Regions from separate parts of the Homo sapiens genome. Here region 1 is linked to region 2. The links are chromatin loops, found by intact Hi-C in ENCODE. Cell type or tissue: IMR-90. All regions are shown on one strand.

Region 1 (8,000 bases), 1.3 Mb before region 2:
AAGTTTACTTAAAAACTGAAGGGAAAAAGAATATGCCACTGCTTTTGCAGCATAAAATAATAAAAGTAGTTCCAAACCCCTTCATGGACATAAATTATTAATACTATTTCTTTACAGCAGGGATCTATTATACCTCTATTGTGAAAGTAATATTTTCTCTACAAAACAACAAGCAGAACTTCAAGAATGAAAAGTTCACCAAATCTGATTTTCCTGGATATACATACTAAAACACTTAGTGAACACATCACTAAGCAATGCATTTCAAATTTAATAATTACATATGAAATGAATTATTAATATATCATATGCTTTCTACTGAAAACTATACAGTATTTGTAGCCAAAATATTTACGAGGTTGTTTTAATGATCTCTGTTCATTGCTATGACAACATTCAATTGTGAAACTCACTAAAATATGTCAATACTGAGGACACAGGAAGTATAATGTATATGGACCTTAAACTTAACCACTGCAGTTTTAAGTCAAATAGTTATTTACTGGAGAAACAGCAAAAGTTACTTTGCCTCATAGTAAAAAGCCACTGAATTGTCATCTATAAAAACTTTCTTTTCTTAAAGTTTTGGGAGAAATATAATTTAATGTTATAAAAAATATTTTGCCCTAAATAAAAGTTTCATTTATCTATAGAAAAAGTCTGTGTAAATTCTGTTAAAGAGAATATATAACTCAATAATATTTTTAAAGCTAAATAACGTGAATGTCTTTTAAACACATTTCCACCTGGTACTAGCTCCCCTCCCCACCTCCCTGCAATAAGGCCATTGTTTGTTAAATTGAAAGGGGAAAGACCTGCTTAGAAAAAAAATAATAATCATAAGAGATAGGCATGTAAGAGAAAAATGAAGCATTGATCAGTGTACAAGAATGAGCACAAAACTTCCTGAAATGATGGAAACCTGATGATAGGGTGCCACATAATTAGGGACATTAAATTGGGTGCAAAATTGGGCAGTACAAATCCTTTATTTTCAGTTGAACTAGACAATCACTTGAACTTTAGGGGAAAAAAGAAAAAGATCTACTTTCTTTCTTCTATTTCAGCGCTTAAAATGGAGTAGCTAAAAAACTTAAAGCTGGAAGGATTGGTTCCCCCAAAGATGTAAAGATAACCCAAGGTGAAAGATTAAGGGTTTTTCAACATTCGCACAGATTTCAGGGTAAAATGAGCATAATGTAAATCAACTTATTGTTTGAGCCCTTTCAAATTAGTTGCCAAGAGAGGAGTGAAAACTTGGTAAGCAGGCTCCAGTTTCTGTGTGTTGATTTGGAAATCTTAAAGCTTGAGGGAGCTCAATTCATTTAAAGGAAGACATGTAAAGGGACAAAAAGTAAACAATGAAAATGCTATGCGATGAAGCACTAAAGTGAATGGGGGTATAGAGGATTTTTTAAAAAAACAAAACAATAAAGAGTCCATTGTGCTTTTAAATTACAATTTTAGAGAGTTCTTTAAGGGTCTGATTTTCTTTTGAGTATCAAAATGTCATGACCCATTTACAATATCCAAACTGTTGATGCTGTTTTTTTTATCTAGGTTGGAGGGAAATTAAATATAAATTGATATCTCCAAGAATTAAGTCCACATTTTCTAATAGGCAGGTGGCTATTTTGAGTGAAGCAGCCAAGGCATTTTGCCTTTTAACCTTCCTGCATGGAAAGTCAATTTCTCAACTGCAACTAGATACCTTCAGAACACTAATGATCAAATCTTATCCCTGCAGCAACTTCGGGTCCGGACTCTCCTCAGGAATCAAACCAAAAAGCACTATTTCACTAAAAGAAGTGAAGATAGTTGGCCAGACTAAATCCAGGTATTTGGACATAAATCTCAGGTGGCTCATCTGCCTTTTCCCAGGAAAATGCGGCCCCAGCTTTCATCAGTGTGTGCTTTGTCTTGATAGAAATGCATAATCATCAAAGCTAAGTATTTTTTTTACCTCAAATATAAGATCCTTTAGCACTGATTTTAAAAGTATTCGTAAACCACTTATAAACTACGAATGAAAAAATAAAGGACGACACAGATTTGTAGGGGCAAGAAAGGTGAGTAGGGAAGGACTAGATCATCTGCATCGAGATTTGAAAGACACTTGTGGCTTACTTGCAAAGCTTCTTTTAGCATTGAGCGTACGAGGGAAATTCTGTTCTTGATGACAGCGCAGTGGGAATTCCCACTCCAACAACCCATGAAATGTTACTGCATAATTATTCACCTTCTGAGGCCCATTACGACTTATCAGCAGAGAAAGAAATTTAATTTAAACTCACCCCTCTGTGCTAAAGAATGACTGGGACATGAGATCAAAGCGCGAAGCTCTGTCCTCCAGTGGTTTGCAACACCTAGGCACAATAGGGTGAGAGAACGCGGCATTCCAGCGCTTCCCAGCTTTCCGGACCCCGGAGAGAGGGGGTGGGGGTGTGGGCTCACATCGCCGGCTGGCTTGAGGGAGGAGAGTGGTGGCGGCTCCGGAGGTGGACGTGTCAATTATATCCTGGAGCTCCGGGAAGCCAGATTGCTTCTACCGGCGGCTGCAGGGGCTTGCAAGCGAAGATAGGCGGCCCTCCTTCCTTCCCCACTGTGGGGGATTGGGGTCAGTGGAGCCCGTGGATTTAGCCACGAGGGGACATGACTGGAGCCCTGTCACGCGCAGGTGTGCGTCTCCGAGAGCTCTTTCAATATAAGTGCGGGAGAAGATTTATGCTGCAGCCTCATCACAGGATGCCTTAAATGCATGTACATAGTGCGTATCTAACCACCCATAAAAGCCAAGTTTAATCCTTGGCATGTCTCGAGAATACAAAGTGGAACCCACAGATCCGAACCTGTGCGATGACTTCCAAGACCAGAAGGCCTAAGACCTAGAGGCGCCTAAAAGAGTCAGGGGGTGGGGCTGGGGAAAGGTTTACCAGGAGCCAGCTCCTTTCCTCAGGCAGCCCGGGGAGAGGCAGGTACATTCTCCAAATAAAGACCTTTAAGCGGAGCATGACGCTCTTCTCCGAAGGGTTGATCTATCTTGATCTCCTTTCAGATGTCACCAGAATAGGGACCTTCAGAATGTTGGTAGCAGTCCCCAAAGACCCAGAGGCCCAGAGTCGGGAGAGAAGAGCATTGGGAAGGAAGCCCATGAGAGGTTGTTGGGTTTTGGGTGCAATGCAGTAGAGTTCTGTTCAACAGGTTCAGTGATTCTACATCTGTGTCCATCCACCTATCTATCCATCACTTTTTCTGTTAGTCCCAGGGTAGCTAAACTTTTTTGATATCCTGAAACTAAAAAGCGCAGAGTTTTCACAGCCAGTCACACTTAATTGCGCCTTCTTTATGATAACAGTGTGGGGAAATGTGGGCAAGTTCCTTCACTCGTCGAGTCTGCCAACCCCATGATAAAATGACAAGAATAAATCTTGCCACCTATGGAGGACGCTGCACTTTGACGTCGCTGGGGAGAGGAGGCGGGTGCGAGTGAACACAAAGCAGTTTGGCCAAGAAAAGAGCACAGGAGGTGAAGAAAGGCAGGCAGTCGTGGGCCAGGACAGAGAGAAAGCTGAACAAGTTCAGGAAGAAGAATCTGAGTCTGTCCACGCCGCAGCAGCCTCCGGTGGCACGGGCAGAAAGATCAAGCGCGGCACCCCGTGACAGGATGGGACAGATTCCCCGGGCTCCGAGGCCCTAGGATGGCGCAGGGCAGCGGGCTGGTGCGGGAAAACTACAGAGCAAGCGAGGGAGGGAAGCGAAGGCAGGGGAATCCCTCACCCCGTCCGGCCCGAGTGTCTTTTGAGAGCCCACAGGCGAGCGGGGCGGGGGGAGGCTCCCCGCGCATTCCCACCGTGGGTTTGCCCAAGGTCAGAGGCCCGGGACTGGCGGGGCGGGTCTGGCCGGCATTGCCCGCGCTGAGCGCGCTGCAGAACGGGAGCAGGGCACAGGGTGGCGCTCGCTGTCCGTGCAGCGGGCGGAGGCGGCCGCGGTGCCTTTGTGTGCGGTGGGCGCGGCGATGGGCTGCTCCGGCCCGCAGCCCGAGGGGAGCGGCGGGCCCGGGCCGGGGCCAGGGCTCGCGGGGAGACCCCAGACCACCACCTCACTCTTCGCTGCTACGTGCAAGCGGACCGTGCGGATCGCCAGTTCGGAACCCTCCCCGGGAGGGCCCCGGGGTCTTTCTCAATGTACTGGGCACTTCGAGGAGCTGGGAAGAGGAAAGCGGAGGGTAGCGTTTAGAAAGGGAGGGAAATCCTCCCAGGCTCAAAACCTCTCGCAGAATTCATTCGAAAAGAGAACGAAGGGAACTTTGGGCAGGCCGGACCTCGGCTCAGCGCCCTGCGAGAGAAGCAGAGGTCGCTGCCAGCGTTTCCTCCCGCGCAGCAAGAAATTGGTGCCTGAGAAGCAAAGTTGAGGAATGGGCTTTTTAAAAGCGGCAGCCCCAGGCCGGGCGCGGTGGCTCACGCCGGTAATCCCAGCACTTTAAGAGGCCGAGGCTGGCGGATCACCTGAAGTCAGGAGTTCGAGACCAGGCCAACATGGTGAAACCGGTCTCTACTGAAAATGCACAATTAGCCGGGCGTGGTGGCGGTCGCCTGTAATCCCAGCTACAGGGGAGGCTGAGGCAGGAGAATCGCTTGAACCCGGAAGGCGGAGGTTGCAGTGAGCCGAAATTGCGCTGTTGCACTCCAGCCTAGACAAGAGCGAAACTCCATCTCAAAAAAAAAAAAAAAAAAAAAAAGCAACATTTCCGGTAGATGGACTTTCAAAAACGGTACTAGAATACCAGGAAAAAGCGACAGCTTGTAGCGGGGCTTTATTCCGAGTTCTAGGTCACCTCAAGCCCTCCCCGCTGTCCCTAGAGCTCTCCCACTGTTCGTTAGGAACCAAAGCAAAATGTATAAGGCTGCTTTCCTCACCGCCAAGAGACTCCGCAGAAAATTAAATTAAATTAAACATGCGCCGAGGGACTAGGGAAAAATAGATCCCCCCTCCCCGCCGCTGCAGCAAATCAACATTTCTGCTCACAGGGAGAGCAGCGAATCTAAAGACATGGCCACTGACGCGCATCCCCTTAAACCGCAGCGGCTAGGGTCCAGGATGGCAAGGAATTAGCGGCTTTCCTTTAATCCGGAAGCAGGGAATAAACAGGGAGAAAATTCTGAATCTTATTTTTAAAATAACATCAACTATTTATATTGAGCAGTCTTCAAAAGATGCCACCCAAAACCAAAGCCCTGACTTTAAAATGGGTACAGCATTACTATATTTCGATTCCTTACTTTAACACCATTTTCTTGAAATACAGGCACAGAATTGATCTTCTGCGCCATTTTTTAAAAAGGAGGGAGATTGGGAGGGAGAGAAGGAGGAAGAAAGGAAGGAAGGAAGCAACTGCAGAAACCATACTTTTAAAAAGAGAGAGAAGGATAAAGATGTTGGTAATATCTGGGTTTTTCTTAGGAGTGTAAAGAGAAATAATGCCTGTTTGGACAGAAGCAGCAAAAATCAGTAGTAAAATGAACAACCACAGTTTATTCAAAATACCTGCATCAAATCAATCCCTTTTTGAGGCTGTTTGTACAAAACACTGAGCAAAATTCTTAAATTCTTCATGATAATATTTATCTTTACCATCTTAGCAAACAGATAATAATCAAATCCACACTTTTTTCCCCCTTTTTCTGCCTTAATTTATCAGCCAAAAAGATCATCTGACCTTTGAGCAATCCTCTACAATATTTATTTTTAAAAAAATTCCTCTACAAGCCTTCTGTAGCATTCCATTTAATAACCTCACCAAAAGATCCATGAAGATGAAAATGATAGCAAAATTATCGATCTGCCTACTTAGGAGTCCAGTCTCATCACCTGCTTGTCTTTAAATTTTAATTTCAGTATTCTCTAACCAAAGGAAGCCCAGTTGAGAAGTTATGCCAAGATTCCGGTAGGAGCAGGGCGGAAGGAAGGCAAACCCATTCAGGAGCTTTTTCCAGCATCAGTTGTTCTGAGAGGAAGTCATCATATTGGTTTAAATTAAGTTTCTTACATAAAATATTTCAGTTGGTAATCCAGCCTCAACAAATCACAGTTACACATATCTCAGTGAAAGAGATCATCCACAAAGAGAGAAGGTGAGGAAGGAAGGAGCCAAAAAAGGAGAAAGCAGGATAGGGAAGAAACATTCAAGTTTGTAGAAGAGATGAGGTAGGAAATGGAAATGGTTGGATTGGCAGCCCTTTCCAGACTCTGGAGGGTGGGCTGATATATGCTGGCCTGACTTCTGGGTCAACAACTAGTTTAACTCTATCTTGATCTGCCAGACTGGAAGCTTGTCCCTTGGTTCAAAGTGAGACCTGGCCTTTGACTTCACTTGAGTGAGCCTCCAGCTACTGCCAGGAAGTGCTTTATCAGGGACAAAACAGGAACAAAAAAAAAAAAAAAATCACAATTTGGTACCTCATCTTCTGTTTTCCCAAAAGAACCCTGCCCACCCTGCAGAAAATTAAGCTAGAAATACTGTTCCATAACCACCAAAACAAACCAAGCAAAGCTAGAAGGGTGAGGAGCCAGAAGGAAGAAAGGGAAAGTTTGCACATCTGTACAGCAGAAAAAATGTCCCCCTTCAATCACCCCAAAGAAATCTTCTTCCAGACAATATTTCTCCTTGTCATAACCCACCTCTTAAATCAATGTTGATTCTGCATGTAATGCAACTGATATTATAAATGTACCAAGCAGCTTTCCTCTTACCTGCCACTACATTTAACTCCTTCAGAACCGCTCTTTCCGAATCCCTCAGCATTGCAACTTTCAATAAAAAAGAAACAACACTTAAACTGTGTTCTGCTTGTTATCCTAGGAAGAAAGTGACAGAAAGAAACTATTTTACTTTTAAAATCCATTATTTAGAACTATAGTATACCAAAGAATCAGAGTTAACTTGTTTGTCTAGAACCATAGAGACTGGAGGCCTCAAATACCTGCATAGACAGCAGGATTAAAGGTGTCACCTACTTGGACACGAGCTATATTATTCTAAAACATCTTTTATCCCTAATTGCTTTTTCCTCTCAATTTACAGTGCTCATAGCACTTTGTATTTTCACTTGCTTCTATGCATTATAATTACCATATATAGATTTCAATGGAAAATTTTTCAGTTCAAGATGTATACCAAGACTATACTTAGGGTGGGGAGATTGCAAACAGAAATAAAGAAGCTAAACTTGTAAGAATCCAAACACACTAACTTTTTATTCAATTTGATTCAAAATAATAATATTAATCTAATAGTGAAATAGTGATATAACATCAATCAACATTTAGAGTATTTTATGTTTCAAAGTATGGCTCAGGAACACCCATTGCTAAATGCACTTAGACATAACAAGACAGTATTTTTTATTGGCATCATTGACACCTATGAACAATAGCCTAGTAAATAGATTAAGGTTTAACCTTCCTTTTCTTTGGTGGCTGTTTAGAGACTTTAAAAGAACAGATAACTCATTTCAACAGGAATCTACTACTGATATTTACCTCTACATAATCTTTAGCTAAGACTTGGAATGCCAAAAACAAGCTTTTGTTAGCTTGACCTCCTCCACCTCCTAACAACAAAAGTTATCCCCAAACCCATGTTTTTATTTTAGATGTATTGATCTTCCAATGTAAGGCTTGGCCTTTTAAATACTAATGCAATCAATGGCCAACAACCTGACTCCTTCTGGAGACTGAGAAGGAAAGAGAATGGTGAAATTTCTTTGAATTGTGACTTAGTACAAATTTTAAGAGGTCAGTAAATCCTGATGCTATGAGCTAAATCTACTGGTAAATAATCAATTACATTCCTTAGACACTATAATCTTTATCTTGGTAAACAGAGAAAACACAGCTTTGCCAAATAGATCTTTCCATCTAACATCTTAAAGGTAATTATTTAAATATTACCACAAACAAGGATATATTTTGTTTAAATTAGACAATTAACTGAAGATAAA
Region 2 (8,000 bases):
CAGGGGTCCCCTTCCACGCTGTGGAAGCTTTGTTCTTTCGCTCTTCACAATAAATCTTGCTGCTGCTCACTCTTTGGGTCCACATCAGCTTTAAGAGCTGTAACACTCACTGCGAAGGTCCGCAGCTTCATTTTTTAAGTCAGCGAGACCAAGAACCCACTGGAAGGAACCAACTCTGGAAGCAATGGAGCTCAATGTAAATAAGTTACAGTAATAGGACAGCTAAGGTGTATAAGATATCAGTATTTTAAGGAGTGATTTATAATGCAACTGTATTATAAGAGATTAATAAACACACCAAGAAAGGAAAGTTTTCACCTTTTAAGAGGAGAAATTTTATTGCACTATGTGACTTTATACTTACCTTATTGTACTGATGCACAGAAATAGAGATTTGGTTGCCAAATATTTTTAATTCTACTGTAAGTTGAATTTTAAATAATAAAAAGTAAAATTAGTAGCCAGGAACAAAACCTAAAATAGGCAGTGGTCTAGCATATGATTGTGACTCTTCTGTTTAATTCTGTAAAATGAAAAAGAAAACCAAATGCTACCTACAACAAAAACACATTTGGAAAAAAACATCATCCTGCCTCAGCCTCCCAAGTAGCTGGGACTACAGGTGCATGCCACTGCACCCAGCTAATTTGTTTTATTTTTAGGATAGCATCTTGCTATGTTGTCCAGGCTGGTCTCAAAAGTCTGGCCTCAAGTTATTCTCCTGCCTCAGCCTCTGCAGTAGCTGGGTTTATAAGTGCAAGCCACACCTATATTTTAAATCTATGTCATACATGAACAGGCACTTTTCAAAAGACACACACGCAGCCAAAAAGCATATGAGAAAAGCTCAATATTACTGGGCATTAGAGAAATGCAAATCAAAACCACAATAAGACAGCATCTCACCCTAGTCAGAATGGCTATGATTAAAAATAAAAAAATAAAAAACAGAAGCTGGTGAGGTTCCAGAGAAAGGGGAACACTTATACACTGTTGGTGGGAGTGTAAATTAGTTCAACCATTGTGGAAAGCAATATGGTGATTCCTCGAAGAGCTAAAAGCAGAACTACCATTTGACCCAGAAATCCCATTACTGGGTATATACCCAGAGGAATATAAATCGTCCTACCACAAAGACACATGCACAGTGTTCACTGCAGCACCATTCACAATAGCAAACACATGGAATCGACCTAATCGCCCAACAATGACAGACTGGATAAAGAAAATGTGGTACATGTATGCCATGGAATACTATGCAGCCATAAAAAAGAATGAGATCATGTCTTTTGCGGGAATACGGATGGAGTTGGTGGCTACCATCCTTAGCAAACTAATGCAGGAACAGAAAACCAAATACCACATGTTCTCACTTATAAGCGGGAGCTGAAGGATGAGAACTCACGAACTCAAGGCAATAACAGACACTGGGGTCTACTTGAGGGAAGAGGGTGGGAGGAGGAAAAGGAGCAGAAAAAAATACCTGTTGGCTTAAGTTATTAATAACTATGGCTTAATACCAGGGTGATGAGATAACCTGTACAACAAACCCCCGTGACAGCAGTTTACCTATATAACGAACCTTCACATTACTCCCAGACCTAAAATAAATGTTAAAAAATAAATAAAGCTATGTCATAGAGGTAAAGTCAACATGTAGAAGTGAAATGTAGCATTGCCAAGCTTTTTTTCCCACAGCTATTTTCCACTGTAAATTCCCTAATAAAAGAACATCCAAGAATCAGAAACCATAACTCATATATTCATTCCCAGATATTTGCCAAATGCCAACACTGAAGATTTAGCAATTTTCACGGCAAAGTCCCTGCCCTCATGGTCTTTATATGGAAGTTTTGGCAAAGGCTCCAAGACAGTAGAAAATACATCCCAAGTGGGAAGGAGTCGTGGAAAAAGGAGAGGAAAGAAAGCCCACTTGCTTGTGTGCCTCTAAAACCCGGAGTACTGATATTGTCTTTATTTATAATTTTGATATTTTGCTTATAATTTTTTTGCATTAATATGGATTTTTTTTAAAAAAACAACATATTAAAACATAATTTATCCTGATTACTGCCTAATATACGTATCCACAGTATAAAATGGTTCTGAGGTTGAGAGTAGGCAGATTTCTTCAGAAGAAGCTGCAACTGTGCTGTGGCTCCTACCTCCTCTACCTCCCACCAGGGAAAGCCCAGACACTTAAAGAAGCTTCAGTAAGATTACTCTAAGGGCTTACTCTGGATGTCCTGTGCTTAGGGGACACAACACACTGGCCCACAGTGATAAATCCAAGGGATGGGCGACTCGGGGGCTGGTCTGCAAACCCAGCCTGGACAAGATTGCATGAATATTTTCTGTGAACCAGAGTGGGGAGGGAACACAGGAGAGGAAGAATTTTTGTAGGGTCACCTTGGGTCCTGTCTGGGAAGATAGCCAGGAGTAACTGGAGTGGTCTTGGCTGGAGGATGACTACATTTCTAGGGGCTGAGGGAGGTAAGGAAGGACTCAGTTCCCCAAGCCTTTCCCCCTGAGAGTTCACACTCCCCGTGAAAGGACTACACAGGGAAGAGTATGTACTCCCGTGACCCAACACTGGCACTTGCTGCATGTGGCAGATCTTTAGTATTACGTTGATGCAAAAGTATTTGCGATTTGCCCATTACTTTTAAAGGCCAAAACAGCAATTACTTTTGCAGCACCATAATACTTTTTTGTTATCGGAGTTCTTGCAGGTAACCACAACCAGCAAGTGCTAGTGTGGGGTCACCACTGAAGGGCAGAACTTTCCAGCTTTGTCACCAGTGCTCCCACCCTGGGCTGCCTTCTGGAAAAGTCAGAAACCTGGGAAAGCAAGAAGGGAAAGGAGGAGGACAGGGCCAAGGACAGAAGGAGAGGAGAAGCTACCGGGACCCCTTCCCTGTCTAAACCCCACCCCCAAGACTCAAGATCAAGGCGAGGAAGATGTGCCTCAATTTAAAGTCAACACTGAAATTTTGACTATAGGACTTGCCTTTCAATTGCAACACGGTCATTGTTTCGTTATTAGAGGTGATTATTTTCATTTTTTAGAAAACCTAAATGTGACCAAAAAGTCCTTATTAGAGGGAAGAACTTAAAAGGACAATGGGTGACAACATTTTTAGATATTGATGAGTGTTATACATAACAATAATATAAGATGGTGGGAATTGTGGAGAGGGAGCGCTTTTCTTGGGTAGTGTGATCAGAAAAGATTATCCGGAAATGACATTTGAGTGGAGGCCTGAATGAGTGGACAGCAGACGCTGCTGAGATGAGGGGGAGTGAGCTATAGGATCAGGAGTGAGAATGGCCACTTTCTGCCCTTCTCAGAGGTAAAATTACGAATGTAATTTCCTAATTACCCGATGAAACATATTTTGAACTAGAACACAGATGTTTGGGAAAACCTCCAGCAAATTGACTTAATCTGATTGATTTTCTGATTTAGTGTTTTTCTAAGCAAGAACTGCACCCGTTGTGACAGAAGAGGCGCTAAAGCTGCAAATTCCTGGGCCTCGACCCACTAGTTCCTAATCAGAAACTCCAGGGTGGAGACGCAGGATCTGCATCCCTGGGATCACACTGCCTTTCGAGAACCATCCACCTGCCAGCTCCAAGTAGGTCGAGGGAGCAGCGGCACCTGGGATCCCACCGGACCGGGAAGAGTCAAATCCAGGTTTCTCCCTGCTTCACCAAAAGGCCCCCTGCCTCCACCGCAACAGGAACAGTCTCTGTCTGGGAACTGCGGTTGCCTAAGGCTCGGTTTGCTCTTCAGCACTCCGGTCCCCCAACACCGCGTCAGGCGGCGCCCAGCCTCCCGGGGACTCGCAGACGCTCACTCCCCAGACCACAGCGACACCTGCCGAGGCCCCGCGGAACCGCGCTGCACAGCAACCCAGCGCGGCGGGGGGAGTGGCCTGGGGCCATTCTCCGGCCCCCACCCCCCGCCCGTGACCACCGTGCGCTGCCAGAGGGGAGGCTGCGGGAATGGCCAGCGAGGTCTCGCAGGGGGACTGGTTGTCTTTTAGGAAATCAAGGGGCCAGCGCCCCCAGTGCCGGCTGGGAGATGCCTTCAGAGTTCGAAGAGAAAAGATGCGACCTTCAATCCGCTCCATTCTCCGTCAGACAGGCCCTGCGGACGGAGCTCCTGCCACCGCTGCAGCCCCATGATGTGTGCTCCTACGCCCCGCCCCGCTGCAGCCCAGCCCACCCCACCCCCATACGGAAATCCTGCAGGAGAAACTGAAACACTAGCGACAGTGGGACATATCCCCGGGAGCAGTTGCGGGAGGGAGAGAAGGAAGGAGCAAAGGGGAAGAGGAAGAGAGAGAGAGAGCTCAAGGGAGCCTTCTTGGAAAGGTTTAACCCGACAGCTTGAAGGCGGCGGGTAGTAAAGCAGCGAACTGGTGAACGGGCGTCCTGACCCGCCACACTTCCCTCACCGACACCCCTCATCCGCGATACCCCACAGGACAGGATGTCCAGCTGCCCTCACTTATCGTGCCCCTGGGCATTTGAGGGGTTCAGAGAGAGAAACGCAGTAACTTATTACCCTCACATGATATATTTTCACTTTCTTCTCCTGATTGTCAGCTCAATTAGATAAGGGACCTTGTGTTTTATTCCGTTGTACCCCGTGCCTGACACATGGTAGCTGCTGGATAGAGATTTCTTCGATGATTGATTATAAAACACACTAATTTAGAGCTTACTATGTTATAAGATCTCCATCTTCAGTGACTCACTTATTCCTCACAAGAAGCCTAGGAGGTAAGGTTTTCCAATAAGGAGAGCCAGGCACCCCATAATGAACGTGCACGGTGTCACATTCCCAGCAAGTGCCGAAGCTGGGGTCAGATTCAGGCAACCTGGCCCAGTGCCCTCACAGTTCATCCGGCCTCCACATGGCCATTTTGTCCATGAATAAATGAATAAGTGAATGAGTGTATGCTAATTTTGATGAGTTGTCTGGGAAAATGTACAGGTTTTGGGGCTGGAAAAAGGTCTTAGTCATGACGGGGACCCTTTCTGATCGAGTGCTGGGGAAGAACTAGAACTCCTGGGGCCCCCAGGCTCTGCTACCTAAGTGCTGCGGAATCTTGCATATGGTCACCAGCCTCTGGTAGCTTATTACTTTGAGCAGTGCTGGTGGTTCTCAAATTTGTCTACATGTTAGAGTCACCCTGATGAGATTTTCTTTAAACCCAGTGGCTCAGGTCACCCCCTCCCCACACTACCTGAAATTAGAATCTTTCGGGGTTAATCCCAGACATCAGTTCAGCTTCAAATTTCTGAAATTTTCCCGGGTGGTTCCAATGTGCCATCAAAGCTGAGGACCTCATCGGTCTTCAGGGAAGCAGGAAATACATTCTTTCTCAAAGGGTGGCCACTGATCCTCTGAGAATCACTGGGTTTGCTTGTTTACAATGCAGATTCCTGGGCCCTGTTTGGATTTACCAAATCCAAATCTTCTGGAATGGGCCAGAAGATCTGCTCAAATGAACAAACAAAACTTCCCAGGTGATTTTTATGGCCATGAAAGTCCAAGAGCTGCTTGGAAAGCTGCTTTCAAAGTCTGGTGTTGTACCAGCAGCAGGACCTGGAACTTGCTAGAAAGGCAGATGCTCTGGCCCCACCCAGCATCTGCGTTTTAACAGCAATCTGTGTTTAATAAGCCCTGCAGGTGACCTTGGGTGCCAAAATTTGAAAACCAGTAACAGGCCTCTGGAATCATACAGCCCTGGGTTCAAATTCCAGCCTGGTCACTCACTAGCTGTATTAGTCTGTTCCTGCACTGCTATAAGGACATACCCAAGACTGACTAATTTATAAAAGAAAGAGTTTTAATTGTCTCATGGTTCTGCAGGGCTGGGGAGGCCTCATGAAGCTTACAATCAAGGTGGATGGGGAAGCAAACACATCCTTCACATGTGGCATGAAAGAGAAGTGCTGAACAAAGGGGGAAAACCCTTATAAGCGATGGTCCTCATAAAACCACCAGATCTCATGAGAACTCACTTACTATCACAAGAACAGCATGGGAAAAACCACCCCGATGATTCGATTACCTCTCTCTGCATCCCTCCTGCAACACATGGGGATTACGGGAACTACAATTCAAGATGAGATTTGAGTGGGGACAAAGCCAAACCATATCATTCCACCCCTGGCCCCTCCCAAATCACATGTCCTCACATTTTAAAACACAATCATGCCTTTCCAACAGTGCCCCAAAGTCTTAGCTCTTTCCATAATTAATCCAAAAGTCCAAGTTCAAAGTCTCATCTGAGACAAGGTAAGTTTCTTCCTCCTATGAGCCTGTAAAATCAAAAGCAAGTTAGTTACTTCCTAGATACAATGGGAGTACAGGCACTGGGTAATTATACCCATTCCAAATGAGAGAAATTGGCCAAAACAAAGGGGCCAGAGACACCATGCAAATCTGAAATCCAATAGGGCAGTCATTAAACCTTAAAGTTCCAAAATGATCTCCTTTGACTCCATGTCTCACATCCAGGTCACACTGATGCAAGAGGTGGGTTCCCACGGCCTTGGGCAGCTCCACCTGTGTGGTTTTGCAGGGTATTGCCCCCTCTTCCTGGCTGTTTTCACAGACTGGTGCTGAGTATCTGTGGCTTTTCCAGGTACATGGTGCAAGCTGTTGGTGGATCTACCATTCTGGAGTCTGGATGATGGTGGCTGTCTTCTCACAGCTCCACTAGACAGTGCCTTAGTAAGGACTCTGTGTGGAGGCTCTGACCCCACATTTCCCTTCCTCACTGCCCTAGCAGAGGTTCTCCATGAGTGCTCCACCACTGCAGCAAACTTCTGCCTGAACATCCTGGCATTTCCATACATCCTCTGAAATCTAGGCAGAGGTTCCCAAACCTCAATTCTTGACGTCTGTGTACCTGCAGGCTCAACACCACATGGAAGGTGCCAAGGCTTGGGGCTTGCACCCTCTGAAGCCACAGCCTGAGCTGTACTCTGGCCCCTTTTAGCCACAGCTGAAGCGGCTGGGATGTAAGGCACAAAGTCCCTAGGTTGTACACAGCAGGGGTCCCTGGACCCAGCCCAGGAAATGATTTTTCCCTCCTAGGCCTCTGGACCTGTGATGGGAGGGACTGCCATGAAGGTTTTTGACATACCGTGGAGACCTTTCCCCATTGTTTTGGAGATTAAAATTTGGCTCCTCATTACTTATGCAAATTTCAGCAGCAGGCTTGAATTTCTCCCCAGAAAATGGGTTTTTCTCTTCTATTCCATGTTTAGGCTGCAAACTTTCCAAACTTCTATGCTCTGCTTCCTCTTGAATGCTTTGCTGCTTAGAAATTTCTTCCACCAGATACCCTAAATCACCTCTCTCAAGTTTGAAGTTCCACAGATCTCTAGGGCAGGAGCAAAATGCTGCCAGTCACTTTGCTAAAACATAGCAAGAATCACCCTTATTCCAGCTCCCAACAAGTTCCTCATTTTCATCTGAGACCACCTCAGCCTGGACTTTATTGTCTATATCACTATCAGCATTTTGGTCAAAGTCATTCAACAGGTCTCTAGGAAGTTCCAAATTTCCCCACATTTTCCTGTCTTCTTCTGATCCCTCCAAACTGTTTCAACCTCTTCCTGTTACCTAGTTCCAAAGTTGCTTCCACATTTTTGGGTATCCTTATAGGAGCACCCCACTCTCTGTGGTACCAATTTACTGTATTAGTCTGCTGTCATGCTGCTATAAGGACATACGTAAGACTGTGTAATTTATAAAGGAAAAAGGTTTAATAGATTCATGGTTCTGCAGTGCTGGGGAGGCCTCAGGAAACTTACAATCATGACGGAAGGGGAAGCAAAGGCATCCTTCAGTTAGCAGCAGGAAGAAGAAATGCAGAGTGAAGGAGGGAAAGGCCCCCTATAAACCCATCAGATCTCATGAGAACTCACTCACTATCATGAAAATAGCATGGGGAGAACCTCCACCATGATTC

The links. Peaks named below come from ENCODE experiments on the same cell type or tissue, not always from the same donor. Only the 100,000 strongest peaks of a DNase experiment are listed, where the experiment ranks them.
Region 1: it touches region 2 in a loop (9-fold over the local background); 11 of 110 quality-filtered maps call a loop at or near these places.

The regions. Positions count from the first base shown.
Region 1 is chr7:20,774,231-20,782,230 of GRCh38, forward strand. No RefSeq gene overlaps it. Among named protein-coding and RNA genes, the nearest start is that of SP8, 8.7 kb to the right of the region's middle. RefSeq lists enhancers at 1,906-2,488, 2,489-3,069. In IMR-90, a CTCF peak has its summit at 3,952 (motif pointing right); no DNase peak of the experiment used is centred here; H3K4me3 peaks cover 502 bases; H3K27me3 peaks cover 3,930 bases.
Region 2 is chr7:22,079,177-22,087,176 of GRCh38, forward strand. No RefSeq gene overlaps it. Among named protein-coding and RNA genes, the nearest start is that of CDCA7L, 140 kb to the left of the region's middle. RefSeq lists enhancers at 1-34, 1,051-1,195, 2,555-2,699, 4,556-4,700 and cis regulatory regions at 1,123, 2,627, 4,628. In IMR-90, a CTCF peak has its summit at 3,884; a DNase peak (open chromatin) is centred at 3,865; H3K4me3 peaks cover 1,155 bases; H3K27ac peaks cover 320 bases.